Regions from separate parts of the Homo sapiens genome. Here region 2 is linked to region 1. A link is a contact called in ENCODE Hi-C data. All regions are on one chromosome and are shown on one strand. The core of a region is the stretch at or near the end of the contact, and the rest is flanking DNA. Distances in the headings are between cores, read along the strand shown. Region 1 overlaps MAP7D3 (MAP7 domain containing 3). Region 2 overlaps ARHGEF6 (Rac/Cdc42 guanine nucleotide exchange factor 6).

Region 1 (4,449 bases), core at 706-3,205:
GGAAACCAATGTAGGATGTGGAATCTGTTAAAGCAATTTGGATTTCAAATTAAGGACTACTAATCTACAATTTGCTGTTTTCTGCTTATTTCACTAGGAAAACATTCTATGGTTTTCTGAGGGTGGCTGACAATGACCTGCAGTGGTACTGGGTAATAGAGACTGTAACATAAAAATGCAGCCAGAGGTTGGGCGCAGTGGCTTACACCTGTAATCCTAGCACTTTGGGAAGCTGAGGCGGGCGGATCACCTGAGGTCAGGAGTTCAAGACCAGCCTGGCCAACATGGTAAAACCCCATCTCTACCAAAAATACAAAACTGAGCTGAGCGTGGTGTCAGATGCCTGTAATCCCAGCTACTTGGGAGGCTGAGGCAGGAGAATGGCTTGAACCTGGGAGGCAGAGGTTGCAGTGAGCCAAGATTGTGCCATTGCACTCCAGCCTGGCTGAGAAGAGTGAAACTCCATCTCAAAATTAATAAATAAATAAATAAAATAAAAAATAAAATGCAGCCAGAGAATCTGCTCATGTCTTCTTTCTCAGAGACAGAGATTTTTGCTCTGGGTTCCATCTGAACTTTATAATCTGGTTCTCATCCCCTGATAAAGTGTCAAGTCAGCAAACCTGCAGTGGTGCTTCCTGGTCTTCCTGATCCAGCCATCCTTTCTTCTTTTTAGTCTCATTTTGTTGCTGCCCATCTTTGAGTTTCAAGTGGTCTTCTGCTTGGCCTCCAACTGCTTCCTTTGCCATGTCTTTTGATTTCTTAATGACCCTGAGAGTATTTAAATAATTGTTAGTATTTATCTTGATTGCTATCATACTCAGCTTGCACTAGTGAGTTTTTATAGTGAAACTTCCTGTGTATAGTAATATAATTTATATCCACACCAGAGTCACTACATCTTCTGTGTTGTTACTATATAGGAATTACACAATTCCACCCCTTTTTAAAGAGAAAAACTAGCCCTCGGGAGCAGAAAAATATTTCAATCAAGTAATAGATTACTTTGCTTGTTAAAAAACACACATACGTGAGAGGAACTCATTCCTTAACTGTCTTTGAGACATGACATCCCCTAAAAGGCCTTCTTTACACGTGCTCACACCCAATCTCTCGTGGGGGTAACAGAGATAATTTAGAGGAGAGTCTGGTGGTTCCCTAGTATTCAGCACTTTCAAATGCTAAATCAGCTCTGTTTATATGAAGCGATGAATAATATTCTTCAAGTTAGAGGTTTTTTTTGTAATTCATAATATTCCCTTCTTTTTCCCAAGCCCATATAAGCATATGGAAAATGTGTGATTATTTCAAATAACACTAAATACTTAAAAGCAAATTCAGTACTGTTGTTATTCCCTGCAGCCAGTGGACAGAGGTTTACATTATAAGGCCCGACATAAAATAGTCCTCAAGATGGAGGAACAAGAAACCTTTGCTAGAATTTGAATGCACACAACTGTACATGAGATTTGCTGCCCACAAAGGAAATCCTTCTAGCAATGACTCACTGGCCTGATGAGACACAGGTGTCACAAAGATCACAGAAAAAGTAAAACATGAGTAAGTATAATTTTCAGGTTTAAAAATCCTGATGTTACAAGTCTTTTAAATAAAGGGCTGACACTAGTGAACACGAACTGATCTGTTCTTATATACCACTCTGGTGCTGAGAGATCAAATCCTGAATGTGAGTTTGGTCTCTGTGCATCCTCCTAGCACACCTTAATGGCACATGATGTATGGAGGCTAAAAAGGACTGTGCCATTTATCCACATACCAGGGTCCTTAGCCATTTACAAGGGCTTGAAATGCTTCCTATGCAGGCAATGAGGCACTTCTGATCCTCACTGAAGAAAGTCAATTGTTCTTTGAGAATTTATAACTTGAGGGTAAAATTTTGACTTTCAAAAATTTGGGCCCCACTCAAGATTTATAGTATAGGAAGGAAGACTTTGTGCTGACCTTTGCTGCATTTCTTCCCGTTGTCTTTCTTCTTCCTCTTTTTCTCTTTGTTCACGAGCAAGGCGGCGCAATTCTGTCAAAATTTTTGTTGCCGCCTCGGCATTCATAATACCTGCAGTACTCTTATTACCAGACTCTAGTTTAAATAAATATGTGCAACAGTTAAGAGAGCTAATCAACTCTCACTCCAACAAAGAAGTGCAACACAATCCAAAACATTAAAATATATATATATGTGCGTAGTCCAAAATTTATAAATCACAAGCAAACTATAGGTGATTATCTAACAGATTTTGTTCAAACTGCACCCCCAACAACAGCAGAAGCATTTTGTTTCTTTTTAACACCTACTTGTTCCAAAATGAAATAATGTACTTCTACTTTCGTTTTAGTGGTTTTGAGATAACTGAATCAACTGACCCCATGGGAAAAGAGTAAGAAATACTGAATATAGAGGAAGACAAGCTTATGCTCGGTCCAAACAAAGGGTACAAATATCTTAAATACTCAAACAAATATGTATCTGGTATACATTTGAGATCTGTGCATCATTTTTACTATATGATTACTATTTAGCTAAACCTTGATAATAGTGTATACATTTGGTTGATCATAGAGTAGCTAACTGTAGATAACAAAACCAAGACTATCAGTAAAATAAGGTGAGTACACAGAGGCATATGATGATATTTTGGTCTATATAACTACTAATTTATTTTAAATAAATCATATGAAAATGAGAAGACATATCAGGAATGAATAATCTGTAATTAAAAGATTGTTTCTGTTACAAAAAATTCACTGTGGAATTCCGTAAAAGAGCAAAATTCCCCAGTGTGTTTTTGAAATTAAGTAATGTCCATGGGTATTAAGAATGCACGTAACAGGCAAAATAGCAATATGGCACTTTCAGGAATACTACACAAATCAAGGGACACCACATTATGGCCTATATATAAAAACGAACCTAAATCTTAGGAAAAACCTGCTCATCCACGAGTGGATGTGCTCTCTCCAAGAACCATCACTATCAGAGCTAGAAGGGATCTCAGGAATCACCTAGACCAAACCTCTCATCCGACCTGTGCTTTTTTTTGATATGGGGTCTCGCTCTCTCATCCAGACTAGAGTGTAAAGGCACTATCACGGCTCACTGCAGCCTCCACCTCCTGGTCTCAGGCAATCCTCCTACCTCAGCCTCCCTACTAGCTGGGACTACAGATGTGTACCACCTTAAGCTAGGTGGTTATGGTATAATATGGCTTACTCTTATCCTCAACCCCCTAACCGAATATATAGCCTACCCTTTCCACATCGGGCTAATTTTTTTTTTTGTGTGTGTATATATATATATATATATATATATATATATTTTTTTTTTTTTTGTAGAAACAGGGGTCTCTCTCCTATGTTGCCTGGGCTGGTCTCAAACTCCTTGGCTCAAGCAATCCTCTCACCTCAGCCTCCCAAAGTGCTGGGATTATAGGCGTGAGCTACCATGCTTGGCCAGACCTATGCTTTTAAAAGCAGTTCCAAAAATGGATTTTTCAAAACAAAGGGGTGAGAAGAAAGCTTTGGCAAGGACAAACAAACAGAGAAGATACATTCCAATGTACCAGAGATTGGTTAGATTCTCTCTTTCTAAAAGGAAAATAATTCCCTAAAGTTCTCTCAATTGGGGAATAAAATGAAGTGAACCTTTCCCAGAATACAGTAAGATTTTCTGTGTTGCTAAGATAAACTTCTTAGTGAAAGAACTTACCTTCATAGATCATATGCCTTTGGCTCAAAGCCTCACATCTGTTAGTGGTTTTAGAAACTGTTTCTTTTTTCTTTTTGACAGTACTTGATGCACTTTGCACAGACAGGGTGTGTTGAATAGGCATTATTTTATAAGGAAAAGAAGTCTGTGGTGACTGTTTTGAAATAAGTGGTAATGGTGATGGAGGGCAGTTCTTTTGGATTTGCCTGCTGAGAAAAAGTAATACACATTTGCTAATTAATTTTCAGTGTACAATTTCATAAAATATAAGATGCTATTATGAGATGACATTATAATCAGGGAATTTTTCTGAAAAATAAATCCCTTTTTACAGGCTTTTTTCCCTTTACATTTGTGTTACCATGCATACTATATTATTTCACTCATCAAACATTGACATGGAATTTGTTCTAGTAAAACGCCTATCAGGAACAGTTGCGAATAAGCTGCTTACTTAGTGCTGATGGGAGACGGCAGACCACAAGCATTTTCAGGAGATGATGACCATTTATAACACTCAGTGTATGATGATAGACGCTTCTTGGCAATAGGGATTAAGGCCTGTTTGTCCATTTCTGATTTCTGAACAGATAAACACAGTATGGTAAATTACTAACAAACAATTCTTTTACTGCAGCTGGCTTTTTTTTTTTTTTTGAAGAGAAAAACATTCTGAATAAAACACAATTAGAATTCTTTAAACTGCAATTTTCTTTTAGAGTATG
Region 2 (4,449 bases), core at 725-3,224, 470 kb after region 1:
TGCAAAGATTAAATATTGGGGGTTTTAATGCTACTATTTCATGCTAAGAATTGTACATGCATTCATTCTTGTTTAATGACAACAACATTTCAACATAGGTGTTCTCCCCATTTTACAGATGAGAAAACTGAGAGGAAGGGTGATAGTAAGTGGCTACAGTGGGATTCATACTCAGGTCTGAAGCCAAAGCCTCAGGTCTTTTTAGGATGCCATACTGGCTCTCTGCAGGACAGGATTTTGTAAACTTTAAAGTAGTCAGTGGATGCATTATTATTATTATTATCCCAAGACAAATACCTTGCTAAAATCACATCTTTAAAAACTACCAGTACCTGTGGTTTCCAACTTAATGGAAATTCAATTGATGTTCAATTGCCAACCAAGAGCATAAAGTGCATAAAGAGGTTTAAAAATTCATTGCATATAAAATATAATTAGGGAAATAACTCGGGTTTGGAGTGCATTTGAGTAGAAATGTAATTTGGAGAAAATCATTTTCCTAATTTCTTTTCAATTTAGTAAACAAGTTTTATTTTTTCTTTCAGTGACTAAATGACTGCCCGCATCCTCAACATTTTACTCTAATTGATGCAAGAGTGAAAGCAATTAAAAGCAAATGCTAATGTGTACCTTATTATTACCTTCCATGCAGCATTCTAACTTCTAGGCTTGCTAAACATCATAAAACAATTTAAATTTATTTCAGTACAACATGAGATCACTATCTTGGATTAAAACACTGGTTCTTCAGAAAAGATAATTTTACTAGGGCAACAAAAGAACAAAATTGTCCTAAAATGCCTTTTATCTATGATAAATAGATCCTAAAAGACACATTTTATTTAGCCAAATAAACATAATACACAAATTAGTATCATTATACACAAATATAATACATAAATATATATTGTTATACCAAAGAACAATCTGTCTTTTAAATGTAGAATTTTATACAGCCCATTTGAAATAGCAGTGGATTAAGACTTGCTTTTCAAGCTTAAAATGTTCTGTATATGTGACATGATACAATAGAAGCAGTTCTCAGTGTATAAATGCTGTTTAAAACAACATACATTTATTTCATAGAATGCATGGTGGATGGGGCTCTGGGATATTCTGGGTTGGACTGGAAAGCTGAAGAAAGCTATGTATACTATAATAACACTACAGAGCTTAGCCATCTCATATAGAAGTGCTTCTGTGGCATCTTTGTATAGGTTTCTAATTTGAATGATCATAACTCTACCTAGCAGAAGGTCAGAGATTCCTCCTCTCCACCTCAATTACTACCCCACCAGCCCTTCGGGGGAAATCACTGTGGTCCAAAAGGGGTGGTGAGGCAAGAGGAGCTGGCTGCCACAGCCTCTGGCCAGTGGAAAATTTCAAGAGTGCCACTCACACTGGGTAGAGTGGTTCCCTTTCTTCTCTTTTTCATTTATCCAGCCCCAGATATTAGGTGGTGTGCTTCTTTTGCTTCTTTTTTTGTCCCCACTCCTTTTTTTTTTTTTTTTGAGACAGTCTTGCTCTGTTGCCCAGGCTGAAGTGCAGTGGTGCGATCTTGGCTCACTGCAACCTCCACCTTCAGGGTTCAAGCGATTCTCTTGCCTCAGCCTCCTGGGTAGCCGGGACTACAGACGCACACCACCACATCCGGCTAATTTTTGTGCTTTTAGTAGAGATGGGGTTTCACTATATTGGCCAGGCTGGCCTGGAACTCCTGACCTCCAGTGATCCACCTGCCTCGGCCACCCAAAGTGCTGGGATTACAGGCGTGAGCCACCGCGCCCGGCCTTGTCCCTACCACTTTTTGTTTGTGATCAGTCTTACTTGCTCCCTTCTCTGGCCCTTCAAAGACAGAAAAGAACAGAACCTAGGCTCAGAATTTTTTACGTGCTCCCTGCCCCCAGAGCAAGTACACAACTTTTTGGGGGGTTTCTCAAAGTCTTCATTGCTGGCAACCATGGTAAACAAAGAGTGGAGAGAACTAACAAGAGCAAAAGCACAGCACAGCAGAGACGGAAGTGAGGTCCGGATCTGTCTTAGCACCAACTCCTCTTCTCTCTGATCTCTCATTTAACCCTCTCCCTCGTGAAAAAGGATGAATGCCACACTGAAGCAAGCACAGGAGAGAAGAGGGTATTTTTGTAAAAGAGAGGTTATTCCCAGGAAGAAACAGGAGCTACCATAGCAAGCTAGCAGGGGAGAGGGAGGGGAAATCCCGAAATACCTCACCCAGGGGACAACAAAAGACTAGAGCGGCCATTCAAATATATGCAAATATGGGGACACATCAAGGTTGGGGTCTGATTACATATCCAAATTCAGGCCATACACGACTGCATTTTTAACAAGACAGCTGCATGCAATCATACAATTTTAAGGCTGGATCCCTTCTCAGGGCCAATTGTTATAAGCATTCCTGGTATGGTATTGCCACCTAAAGGCCGAAAGGAAGAAGTTCACCTGAACATCACAGCTTCAGCAAGGAAAGAACAGAAATCCACCAATGTCCCTATTTCAGCTGAAATCTTCATCTAAAAAATGTTTAATGTGAATTTTCTGTGAATTTCATTTCACTGTGCTTTGCCTTTAATAGGTCAGCATAAATTGCCACTAGATGCATGTAAAATAGTTGAGATTATATTAAAAGCACATGTGAGAAAAACCTCAAGTATTTTAATTTTCATCCCTTTTACCTGTAAATAAACCAGTAAGATAAAAATTTAGTTCTATGAGGACTCCAGTGAGTCTTCCATCATTTCAAGGGATATTATAAAATTCTCAAAAACACCGTTAACTAAAATTAAACAGGGCATTATACTTCACCAAAAACTTGAGAATCTTTTAAATCAACTGTGTAACAAACATCAAACCATAATGTTTGAGGGAAGCTTTACTTAATTATAAAATTAAATTCCCAACATAGGTAAATGTAGTCAGTAACATTTTAACACATAGAGTTACAATGGAAACTTCTCTAAACACCACAGAAAGTCTGCCACTTGAGGTAAACCATTTCTTTCCAGTATTCATCCAGAATATTGTTTTCATATCAAAAGGAGAACATGTGCTCATTTTACTGGTGTTAAGGAATTTGCCCTTATATTCACAGGACATTTATGAATTCATCAAAGGAAAAAAGTCTGTGAATCATTTTTTCTTTATTGTAGATATGTAGAAAAGTATGAAAACATTCCTGGAAATGACAAAAACAAATTTAGGACTGTGGTTCACTCTGGTGAGGGAGAGAAGAGCAGGAAATATTGAAGGGGATACACAGAACTTGAATTGCATCTATAATTTGTTTCTTAAGCTGAATAGTGGGTACGTGGATGTACTTTATATTATCTCTGTTCTTTGTATGCTTGAAATATTTTATACTTTTTTTCCTAAAAAGAAACTAGTAGCTGGTAGGTAGATGTTTAAAGGACACATAGGGCATGGTGACACAGTGCTGGGTGCTTAGTATACATTATTTCATTTAATACTAACATCAATCCTGCAAGGTAGGTGGTTTGACCCTCATTTTACAAGTGAGGAAATTAAGGCTTAGAAATGAAGTGAATTGCCTTGGGTAAAACAGCCTCTAAGTGGTAGAATTGTGAAGTGAGACATTAAAAAAGTGATAAAAAGTTTAGGCTCAGATCAGGCAAGGGCACAGAAGGACAGAAAAGGAAACAGTAAGGAGTTCCACTTTTGAGATGGTGGCATGAGATTCATTGGATGCACTACTCAGTTAAAAAAAAGCGTAGCAGGTGAAAACCATTTAGGCCAGGCGCAGTGGCTCACACCTGTAATCCCAGCACTTTGGGAGGCTGAGGCAGGAGGATCACTTAAGCCCAGGAGTTTGAGACCAGCAGACTCTGGTCAACATAGTGAAAGCCCTGTCTCTATAATTTTTTTATAATTAGCTGAGTGTGGTGGTGTGTGCCTGTAGTCACAGCTGCTCAGGAGGCTGAGGTGGGAGGATTGCTTGAGCCCAGGAGTTCAAGGCTGCGTTGAGTTATGATTGTATCACTGCACTCCAGCCTGGGTGACAGAGCAAGACCTTGTCTCTGAAAAGCCAATAATAATAAAAATAAAAATAAATAAAATATCTAGAAGTTGTCCTAATGATATAAGATAAATGAAAAAAAGTATTTATTCAGGAAAATCTACTAAAACTCAGTAAGAACAGGGAGAACTTACAGCATTTGAGCTATGACCAGCTCTCCCTTTTCTCCCTCCTCCCAACTCAGCTTGACAGAAGCTCCATTCCGGGCAACTGTGACCAAGTAGAGAGGCCTCCCTGGCCTCTCAGCTACCAGTCAAAAAATATGATATCTCACCAGGAGGGACAGGTCATCAGCACATCTCTCCCCTTCAACTCTGTGTAAAAGAGGCTAAATTCCTGGTAAGTGTGCCTGAGAGGTCGAAAGCTCACTTCACGCAGCCCCGACACAGGCTGGA

What was found. A loop is a pair of places that touch in the nucleus more often than their neighbours do. Pooled maps may share reads with other maps.
Region 2: a map of Panc1 shows a loop between it and region 1 (6-fold over the local background). The contact joins two enhancer-like sites. A Hi-C loop is called at or near these places in 1 of 168 maps with a recorded cell type or tissue (Panc1), 3 of 37 single-sample maps with no recorded cell type and 9 of 50 pooled maps.

The regions. Positions count from the first base shown.
Region 1 is chrX:136,226,661-136,231,109 of GRCh38, forward strand. MAP7D3 (MAP7 domain containing 3) reads right to left here. Exons shown (of 19, transcript NM_024597.4): 9 at 4,179-4,306; 10 at 3,725-3,933; 11 at 1,963-2,098; 12 at 624-771. Among named protein-coding and RNA genes, the nearest start is that of MAP7D3, 23 kb to the right of the region's middle. Within about 2 kb of position 1,956, at least 2 of the 41 ENCODE cell types and tissues checked have a DNase peak (open chromatin) inside an H3K27ac peak, as active enhancers do.
Region 2 is chrX:136,692,562-136,697,010 of GRCh38, forward strand. The region is part of intron 9 of ARHGEF6 (Rac/Cdc42 guanine nucleotide exchange factor 6); the gene reads right to left. Among named protein-coding and RNA genes, the nearest start is that of CD40LG, 47 kb to the left of the region's middle. RefSeq lists an enhancer at 2,220-2,319. Within about 2 kb of position 1,975, at least 4 of the 41 ENCODE cell types and tissues checked have a DNase peak (open chromatin) inside an H3K27ac peak, as active enhancers do.